Regions from separate parts of the Homo sapiens genome. Here region 1 is linked to region 2. Evidence: read pairs that join two places in POLR2A ChIA-PET (ENCODE). Cell type or tissue: Caco-2. All regions are shown on one strand. Each heading gives the region's core, and the rest is flanking DNA. Links, peaks and the distances in the headings are about the cores only. Region 1 has its middle 20 kb from the start of CEBPB-AS1. Region 2 has its middle 130 kb from the start of MIR3194.

Region 1 (5,379 bases), core at 61-5,060, 1.1 Mb before region 2:
GCAGTGGCAAGATCTCGGCTCACTGCAAACTCCACCTCCCAGGTTCTAAGTGATTCTCCTGCCTCAGCCTCCTGAGTAGCTGGGACTACAGGTGAGTGCCACCATGCCCAGCTAATTTTTGTATTTTTAGTAGAGACAGGGTTTCACCGTATTGGCCAGGATGGTCTTGATCTCTTGACCTTATGATCCACCCGCCTTGTCCTCCCAAAGTGCTGGGATTACAGGCGTGAGCCACCATGCCTGGCCAATTTTTATATCTTTAGTATAGATGGGGTTTCACCATGTTGGCCAGGCTGCGTCTTGAACTCCTGACGTCAAATAATCTGCCCACCTCGGCCTCCCAGAGTGTTGGGTTACAGGCATGAGCCACTGTGCGCAGCAATTTTTATTTTTATTTATTTATTTATTTTGAGACGGAGTTTTGTTCTTGCCCAGGCTGGAGTGCAATGGCACGGTCTTGGCTCACTGCAACCTCCGCCTCCTGGGTTCAAGTGATTCTCCTGTCTTAGCCTCCCAAGTAGCTGGGATTACAGGCGCCTGCCACCACGCCTGGCTAATTTTTTATACTTTTAGTAGAGACGGGGTTTCACCATGTTGGCCAGGCTGACCTCGAACTCCTGACCTCAGGCAGTCCGCCCGCCTCAGCTTCCCAAAGCTCAGGGGTTGGAGGCATGAGCCACTGCCCCCAGCCCTGGTAATTTTTAAAATTTTATTTTTTGTAGATATTGGAGTAGGGAGGAGTCTCTCTATGTTGCTCTGGTTGGTCTTAAACTCTTGGGCTCAAACAACCCTCCTGCCTTACTCTCCCACAGTGTTGGTATTACAAGCATGAGCTGCCGCACCTGGCCTTGAAATTCTTAATGATTTGTGAACGAGGGCCCTGCATCTTGATGTGGCCAGTCCTGGCTGTACTGTGGCATCCGGCATGGTCACCTAGTACTTTCACCTGAGTTGTCTCCTGAGTGCTCAGGAACACTCTTTGAGGGCAGTTGTCCTCATCGTTAACCTCACTGACCTCAGTTTCCTTACCTGGGAAACGGGAGGAAGTGCATTGTGCCAGGCCACAGAGAAACAATGGGTGAACCTTGGTCTTCTGGCCCTCAGATTCTATCAGTGGGAAACTTGGGCAAGTAAGGGCTAGGCATGCCTACGTGTGTGCCCCTGGAGCACAGAGGAGGTTCTCAGTAGCTACAACTTGCTCTTTGATTCCCTGGCTGGCCTCTCTTTTTGCCCTAAATTTTTTTTATTAAAAAAATTTTTTAAGACACAAGGAGACAGGGCATTAGAGGAAAGAGCTAATACATCCAACCCAGGTGATGGGTTGATGGGTGCAGCAAACCACCATGGCACATGTTTACCTATGTAACAAACCTGCACATCCTGCTCATGTACCCCGGAACTTAATAAATAAATAAATAAATAAATAAAGAGACTGAGTCTTGCTATGTTGCCCAGGCTGGAGTACAGTGGCACAATCATAGCTCTTTGCAGCCTCAAACCCCTGGGCTCAAGTGATCCTCCTGCTTGATCCCAAAGTGCTGGGATTATAGGCGTGAACCACCGTGGCTGGCTGTCTTTTTGCCTTTTTACTAAGAAATTTTGATTTAAATTGATAATAGTAATACAGGTATCCATTCTCTTAACACATGATAACATTTCCAATCAAGCTGAAGTCAGTTCTGGACCATCTGGCCAGGGCTGGCTCCTTTTCACTCTGTCAGCGTGGTTTTATAATTTTGGGGTTTGAACTTCCAGATCTTTGTGTATGCATTTCTTTCATCTCTGTGTGAATGTGGCTTTTCCTTCCTTCCTTTCTTTCTGTTATATCTTTTAAAATGTGAACTTTTACAGAAGTCTAAGCAGGGTACAGAAGATACATTTTTACCACCTGAACACACCAGTGTGAGCAGCACTTGGATAAAAAAGCAGAACTTTTTTTTTTTTTTTGAGACAGGGTCTCACTCTGTCACTGTAGACTGGAGTGCAGTGGCGAGATCTCGGCTCACCACAACCTCTGTCTCGCAGGCTCAAGCGATTCTCCTGCCTCAGCCCCCTGAGTAGCTGGGATTACAGGTGTGCACCACTACTGCCCGGCTAATTTTTGTATTTTTAGTAGAGACAGGGTTTCACCATGTTGGCCAGGCTGGTCTTGAACTCCTAACTTCAGATGATCCACCTGCCTTGGCCTCCCAAAGTGCTGGTATTACAGGTGTGAACTACCACACCTGGCCTGAAACAGAACAAACATTTTTAATCACTGAAAAATGTTTCTGTCTAGGACAACTGCTCTCCTGACTTCTAACAGATTACATTGTTTTGCCTGTTCTACAACTTCATATCAATGGAATCATTCAGAGTATTTGCTTTTGTGTCTGGCTTCTTTTGCTCAGTTAAACTTTTAAAGTTCCTCTATGCAGTACTGTACAGCTTCATTCTCACTACTGTGTTGTGTTCCACTGTCCACTGTGTGACTATACCATAGTCCAGTCTACTGTTGGTAGACAGTTGGGTTATTTCAAGGTTTTGGTTGTTGTGAATAAAGCTGCCATGGACATTCTTCTTTGTGTCTTTTTTCTTTTTCTTTTTTTTATTTTATTTTACGAGTTGGGATCCTGCTTTGTTGCCAAGGCTGGAGTGCATTGGTGCTATCACAGCTCACTGCAGCCTTGAACTCCTGGGCTCAAGTGATCCTCTCATCTCAGCCTCCCGAGTAGCTGGGATCATGGCTATGAGCCACTGCACCCAGCTCTTGTTTGTGTCATTTGGTGGATGCCAGCTCTTGTTTCTATCAAGTTTATACCCGAGGCATCATCACTGGACACATCATTCACGTGTGTTGAGTTTCTGCATATTTCCAAACAGTTTCCAAAGCATTTCGCTACTGCTGTCCTCCATATTTCTGGCCCATCTCGCTCCTTTTTTTTTTTTTTTTTTTTTTTTCAGATGGAGTCTTACTCTGTTGCTCAGGCTGGAGTGAGGTGGCACCATCTCAGCTCACTGCAACCTCCGCCTCCTGGGTTCAAGCGATTCTCCTGCCTCAGCCTTCTGAGTACCTGGGACTACAGGTGTGTGTCACCACACCCGGCTAATTTTTTTGTTGTTGTATTTTTAGAAGAGATGGGGTTTTGCCAGGTATCCGGGCTGGTCTCGAACTCCTGACTTCAAGTGATCTGCCTGCCTCAGCCTCCCAAAGTGCTGGGATTACAGGCGTAAGCCACCATGCCTGGCCCCATCCCTTGATTCTGAGTACACCTGGAGAGGTCAGTCTTTTTAATATGAGCTATTTGGCCATGTGTGTAGTAATATCTCATTGTGGTTTCATTTGCATTTCCGGATGATCGTTCTTTTTAATGCCTTGGCGACCTCACACCAGCCATCTCAATGGGACTTGTTCCTGTCCTTCCGTGATGTTCTTGAGAGCCGTCCACATGGTGCGTTTGCCAGTTTCCTCCTTTGGAAGGTGGCAAGGTCTTCCCACTTGATAAGGACGTCTCCTGTGACTTTGCCTCTGCCCCATATTTCTAGTCCATCTCTTTCCTTGACTCTGAGACCTTTCTGTAAGCGGGGACTCCATGATGTTCACACACTTGGTGCCCGGTAAATAAACAGCTAGTAAATGGACTGACGGAAGCAAAGGGGAAGAAAAACAAAAAAAACCCTCCTCCCCCAAACCCCAATTTGGTTAATTGAGGGGTTCCACTGGGGTGATTTTTGGTCAATTGGAGTTTGCTTGTGAAACCGGTAAGAGCATGGACAATCAACCATAAGGTAGCAACACGCACTGAGCCCAGCACTTTCCAGAGAATTATCACACTGTGGATGTCACAAGGATGTTGGGAGGGTCTAGCTGGCCGGTGGGATCAGCTACCCCTCAGGCCTCCGATATTTTCCTGAGGTTCCACAACCGGGAAGTGGCTGGGTAAGGTTCCTAGACCCAGGGCCTCTGATCCTACTTGCCACGATGTTTCCATCTTGTTCTGTGCTGTGTCTGCAACTCACAGCCTGGCACACAAAAGACTCTCAAAGATGTGCTCCAGGAATGACTTTGATGAGCACACACCACACACCAGGTGCTGTGCTAAGCCCGGGGATACAGAAGAGAATAAGGCGGCCCCAAGCCCCACCTTCATGGCGGGTCCATTATTGGGGTGGGGGATACAGGTGGTCCGATGATGAGTGCTAGGGAGGAAAATAAAGAAGGGGAGGGAGAGGAGAGTGTGTGTGTGTTTGTGTGTGTGCATGCAAGAGGGAGAGAATCAGAGAGAGAGTGCGTGAGTGTGAGGAAGAGAAGGATGTTTCACTTAACCACAGAGGTCAGGGAATGCCTGGCTGAGGGAAGGTGCTATTGGGTGGGGTGGGGCGGGGGAGCCATGAGGTCTCTGGGGAAAGAGGGAATGGCATGGCAAGTGCAAAGGCTCTGAGATGGGACCATGCTGTCTATGTTCAAGGGACCGCAAGGAGGCCAGTAGGGGAGGTGCCATTGTGAGTGATGGGGAGAGAAGTAGGATGGGAGCTGGGAGGTGGTGTGTGTGTGTGGCAGGGGTGGGTGGGGTTCTGAGCAGGGCGGGGATATGCCTGACTTCTTCCTCCTAGGGTTACAGGGTGGGTGATGTCGGCCAAGGGGAGGAGAGAACAAAATGAAGCAGTTGGTGGAAAGTATGCAGCCTGTGGTCTGGTACACAGTAAGCACTCAATAAGTAGCAGAGTATGTGTGGGTTTTGGATGAGTGACCGCTAAGCTTTTTTTTTGACACAGGGCCTTGCTATGTCACTTAGGCTGGAGTGCAGAGGCACAATCATAGCACATTGAAGCCTCTACCTCCTGGGCTCAAGTGATCGATCCTCCTGCCTTGACCTTCCGAAGTGCTGGGATTACAGATATGAGCCACCACACCTGGCTGGAGTGACCTGCTAAGTTTTAATGGGATTCCTGGTGGGTTGGGTGATACCTGAGGGGACCTGCCTACTTGGGACTCGCCCCATGGAGGGCTCAGTGACCTCAGATGAGCTGGAGGTGGGGAGGTGGTGGGCAGGCGAATGGGAGGAGGAACTGGTTGGGGGCAGGCACACAGTGTCCCGACTGGGAGGGCAGGCCTTTCCGGGCTCCCCACCAGCTCCCCTCAATCTCTGTGTGTGGTCCACAGGCAGGACCCCCATTTGGGCTCTGTTTATGTGTGATTACAATCTGTGGTCTGTCTCTCCCATAGGTGCTAAGTTCCCTGGACAGGAACCCATCTGTTGTATGGGTGGCTGTGTCCTCAGCTCTTAGAATGGCACTGGGCACATAGCAGGTGCTCAGTGACTACTGGATGGAGGGTGAAGGGTGGGTGATTTTGTCTACGAGCAGAGAGATGGGTAGACGGATGGATGGTTGGATGGC
Region 2 (5,379 bases), core at 98-5,097:
GGCTGAATCTTGGGGCTTAAAGAACGTGTTCAGGGATCGCGCTTTCTCTTTCTGCTTTTCTTTTCATCACCAGTAGTTTCAGGCTTGCATCCTACAGCTCAGTGAGGCCCTGGAAAAAGAGCATCCCTTTTCTCAAACCTCCTAGGGTTGATTTGGCCCAGCTTGGCTTGGGTGCGGGCAGGGAACCCTTGGCGCAGGCAGAGCTGTGGAGCGTGGTGATGCGTCAGGCCCGTGTTACAGGCTCTGACCTGGAGCTTCAGAGCGCTTGTGCAGGTGAGTGTGTGCAAGTGCACACGTGACTATAAGAGGGTGTGTGAGTGTGTGTGTGTGAGTGTGCACACACAGAAAAACAATGGGACAATCCTTCCCACCATCACTATTTGAGCTGAGAACTGGGGAGCAATGGTCCTCTAGGAGAGCCGAGGGGCCATTCAACATAGAGGGGAGATGGGGAATCCTAGGTGGGTGAATAGTGATATGGGGCCCCTGTTAAAAGCATAGACTCTGGGGCCATTGCCTGGGTCAGATTGTCCCTTCACTAGCTTATGACCTGGGTCAGGGTTCTTACTCTCTAATTGCCTCCATTTCCCCATCTGGAAATTGGGGATATTAGTGCTTCCATCAAAACAAGAGTCTGTGAGGATTAAGTGAGCTATGATATGAGAAGGAGCTTCCAGCTGACTCCTAGATGCCCTTTCTGAGCAGCAGAGGTAGTCGTGGAAATGCCAGCTCCTCTTGGTCAATTACATTGATAAATGTCATTCCCCAGATTTCCCTTTCAGAGCAGCTCGGTAGGTTGTGAATCCAGGCCAGGCAGAATAGAAGATGGGGCTCACTGATTTGCAGAGAGTGGTCCAGGAAGTGGGAGTAGGTGGAGTAGGTGGGGAGAGGTGGACAGGCACCCTCCATAGCCTCAGAGAGCTGGATGCATGCTCCACCCCTCACATCAAAAGCCGGCCAGTCTCTGGACCTGGGAGGAAGGGTCAGCTATTTGTTACTCTCCTTGACCTTTGTCAGGTAATCCCAAATGTTCACCTGTTTAGGTTAGACATTTTATCTTTCTGAGAAGTACTTCTATTTATCTACTACTCTCTGCTGCAAAATGTAGGCATTTTAAAGGTCAATACATTTGTAAAGCCTGACAGTTTCCCGTGTGTTTAGTGCTGAAATGGTCTGTGGACAGGTATATTAGTTACTGTGGCATAACAAATCATCCACAAACCTCATAGCTTAGAATAACAAACAGTTAAAACTATCTCACAGTATCTGTGGGGCAGGAATCCAGGCACAGCTTAGCTGGGTCCTCTCCTTCAGTGTCTCTTCCAAGGCTGCGATCAAGGTCTTAACCAGGGCTAGGATCTCATCTGAAGGCTCAACTGGTGTCGGCTCCATTTCCAAGTTCACACATGTGGTTGTTGGGAGGATTCTGTCATGTGTGGGCTCTTCGATTCAGGGCCTCAGCTCCTCACTGGCTGTTGGATGGAGAACTCCGTCAGTTCATTGCCACACCGGCTCCCCGCTCGCCACAGGGCAGATTTCAGCATGAGCTGACTATTGACCATGTGAGCCTTCCAACCTGGCAGGCTGCTTCCTCACAGCTGGCGAGGGAGAGGGTCTGCTAGCAAGATGGAAGCCCAACTATTCTGTAATCTAATCACAGATGTGGCATTCCCCCAATATTGAGGTATGCTGTTGGTTTGATGGAAATTACCCAAGGAGAAGGGATTACCTGAGGGCATGAATATAAGAAAGTGAAGATCACAGAGACCATCTCAGAAGCTGCCTGAACCACCAGGGAAGAAGCTATGAGGTGTGAACAAAGACCCAGCGACATTGGATCCAGGTTATCTTCTTTAGGTATCTGCACCTGTCCACGCCTCTCCTTGCAATAAATCTTCTTTGTTTAGGAATGAAATGGTCTTTCTTAGTTAATGCGAACAGGGGACATTTCTTGAGGGTGGTTGTAAAAGAACTCCTGTAACCTGACCAAAGCACGTCTCTCACCAGAAAGACCTAGCTGCTGGGGATGGGGTTGGGGGAGCTGCATCCGTTTGCATGTGGAGCCAGGTTCTCTAGGGAAGGAAGGAACTGAGATATCCATCATTGCTCCCCATGACCTGAAGTTGGGAAAAGCCATCAGAGTGGACTCTGGGGCTCTCACCTAACATCTACTGGAGAAAGACAGGAAACCCACGTGGCTGGGGACGGATCCAGAACAAGAAATCATCAAGAGGGTGGGAGCACCTGGCCAAAGCTTGAGCGCCTTAATGAGGTTCACAGGGGACTGCTTCTAACAGGGCTACTGGCTGAGCTGGAATCTTGTCAGGCCCCAGCAGTCCCAGCGTTGTGTTGGGGAGCAGTGGATCTTGAGCTCAGAGGACAGCCTGTGCTTAACAGTGACCCCTGGTGGCCATGAGACCTGATGGCTTTAGTGTAGGTTTCTGTTGTTTGGAAATAGGACTGATCCTCTTTGGACCATGTAAATCCCAGGATTCTTGGATAATGGGAGTGGTGAGAAAGTGAGGTGCTCAAGAGGAAGTATTAGACTTCCTGCTGCTGAAGGTGTAAGGGGCTCAATTTATTCAAGAAAATGTGAAAGCAATAGGGAGGATGCTTCAGTGGTCCCAAAGGTTATGGAATAAACCAGAAGTCCATAAACTTTTACTAAAGGGCTGCATAATAAATATGTGAGGCTTTGTGGGCCATACATCCCTGTCTCAGCTAATGAACTTGGCTGTTGTAGCATGAAAGCAGTATAGACAATAAGTAAGAGAGTGACCATGGTTGTGTTCCAATACAGCTTTATTTACCAAAACAGCCAGTTGTGGGTCATAGTTTTCTGACCTCCTGGGGTAAACAGTTGAGGCTAGTCTTTCCACCTTTGTAAAAGAGAAGATTTTGTGAATGTTTCTGGTTCTGTGAAATGTTCTTTCTTCCTTTGGATAAATGGAAGTTCACAGACCTCCATTTGTTCATTGCTGTTTCTTTATTTTATTTTATTTTATTATTTTATTTTGAGACAAGATCTCACTCTGTCACCCAGGCTGGTGTGCAGAGGCTTGATCATGGCTCACTGCAACCTTGACCTCCCAGGCTCCAGCGATCCTCCCACCTCAGCCTCCCAAATAGGTGAGACTACAGGCGCACACCACCATGCCTGGCTGATTTTTAAAAGTTTTGTAGAGATAGGGTCTTGCTGTGTTGCCCAGGCTGGTCATGAACTCCCAGGCTCAAGTGATCCTCCCACCTCGGCACTCCCAAAGTGCTGAGATTAGGGGCCTGAGCCACCGTGCCTGACCGCATTTCTTCCTTTGTATAAATGGAGAGGTATTTATGAATTATTGTATTCTCCTTTAGGCCAATGGAAACTCAGTCATGGATTTGCTTCATTGTTTTTTCTTCTTTTGTGAGTTACACTCAGTCATTCTAATGCATATATGTATACACACACGTACAAGCTTAGGAATGTACTATTTGTGGTTGTAAAAATGAAGCTGCTCATCTTCTGCTCTGAGAGTCTGGAAAAGTTTATAAATATCAAATAGTATCTGCTGGCATTGTCCAGCAAGACACATCACTTCCTATCGTGTGGGCGCGTCCCTCCAGTCTAGCCGTGTGCCTACGACACAGAGCTCTAGTTGGCATCAGGATTTTCCACTAGACAGTCCGCGTTCCCCAGCGGCCAGCTCGGAGGCGTTCCCGCCCTCAAAGCCACAGCCAAGTCCAGGGCCTCAGGGACAGGTCTGGGGAAAATCTATCAAGTGATTTGGGAGAACCAAGGCGTCTGGGTCGAAGGCAGGGGGATTCCCTCCCACCCTGGCCTCTCTGCTCCTTTCCAGACAGACCTGCCAGGCATTGCCAAGGTGCTTTTTAAAATCTTCAAACAGAGTTTTAACCATGATGTGTGGCAGACATAGGTATCCCTCACATACTCATAGGTATTTGCTTTAAATATTTGAAAACAATGGAGGAATGAAGACAGGCTTGAGTTATTATATATTAAAGTACACGAAATGAGATTCAGGCTTAAATTGTTGTATCAGGGTTTGACCACAGCAGAATCAACTGGAGGGATTTATCGTAGAGATTTACCTTATGCAACTTGGGGAGCTGGTTCACCAGTCTACATGGGGCTGCTTCTTTGAATTTGACGCTGGATCCTCAAGTCAGCAGGGCAGCCACCAAGAAGGAAGGATGGATGGGAAGTGGGAGGGAGTGACGACAAACTGGAGCCACCAGGACAAGCTGGAACCCGGGATGACAGACTGGAAACCCCCCGTCCATCTCTTGCCACCTCCAAGCAGCCATCTGTGATTACTCACTCAGGTGATCTGCAGGAAAAGGTGGCATTCTTCATCCCGGAACTAAACAGGCCTCTGCCAGGATTCAGAGACACTAAGGAGGATCCACAGGGACTGGAAGCTGCAGGCTTAGCTGCTGCCCACACCAACCAGGCGAGCCCACAGAAGGGTGTCCACGTGGGTGCACTGCAGCCGCGTGCTCCATGCCCACCTTCCAAGCATGGCAGCAGTCTACCTGCCACTTCGCTTCCCCCTCCCGGGTCTCACTCAAAATGTCTTTTGGTCTATGCTAACCAGAAACAATGCAGGGAAGGGAATTCTGAGAATTCCAACTTAGCTGAGTTGACATGATCCAAATCCACCACAATTATTACATTAAAAGGCAAATGGCAGTAAGTGAATTGACTAGGGCTTTTATTAGAAATATTACTCCCACTGTCAGTTTAAATGTAGATATTTAAAACGTCCCTAAGCAAAAAGTTACCACATAGTAGGAAAGGCTCCGAGGTCACAAAACCTAGATCCAAATTACTAGCTGGGTGGCCTAGGACAAGTTGCTTAACCTCTCTGAGATTGCATAGCTTCACTTGTAAAAAGAGGATTAAGAGCACCTACTGCATACAGCTGATACATATAAGATTTAGCACAGTGGCCGCACACAGTAGGTGCTCAATAAACGAAACAGCAATTCATCAAGGCACATAACAACAGCACAACACATTGTGTGGCACTATTTTCAGAATGTATCAATCCATTTGAGTCTTTCACTAACTTGTGAACTCCATGAAGTCAAGAGTTATGAGTAAATGAGTGATGTGAATTAATGAATTTACTATATTCCTGGGTACTAGGCAGAGTGGGTGTGATCACGCCTGCTTAAGTATAACAAACTAAACTTTATTGATTTAAGTGCCAAGCCAGGGTTAGGTGCCTGATCTTCTCATGCCCACACCAACCAGGTGAGCCCGCAGAAGGGTGTCCACGTGGGTGCACTGCAGCCGCGTGCTCTGTGCCCACCTTCAAATCCATTGTCCTTTCCAACACAAACTGCCACATCTCTCCCGCATACCAGAACATT

What was found. ChIA-PET counts read pairs that join two places held together with the same protein. Peaks named below come from ENCODE experiments on the same cell type or tissue, not always from the same donor. Only the 100,000 strongest peaks of a DNase experiment are listed, where the experiment ranks them.
Region 1: POLR2A ChIA-PET joins it to region 2 with 5 read pairs; 1 of 35 experiments calls an interaction of 5 or more read pairs at or near these places.

Annotation. Positions count from the first base shown.
Region 1 is chr20:50,209,406-50,214,784 of GRCh38, forward strand. No RefSeq gene overlaps it. Among named protein-coding and RNA genes, the nearest start is that of CEBPB-AS1, 20 kb to the left of the region's middle. In Caco-2, for the core only: no CTCF peak of the experiment used is centred there; DNase peaks (open chromatin) are centred at 2,201 and 4,453.
Region 2 is chr20:51,324,029-51,329,407 of GRCh38, forward strand. No RefSeq gene overlaps it. Among named protein-coding and RNA genes, the nearest start is that of MIR3194, 130 kb to the right of the region's middle. RefSeq lists an enhancer at 4,050-4,928. In Caco-2, for the core only: a CTCF peak has its summit at 2,392 (motif pointing left); a DNase peak (open chromatin) is centred at 2,373.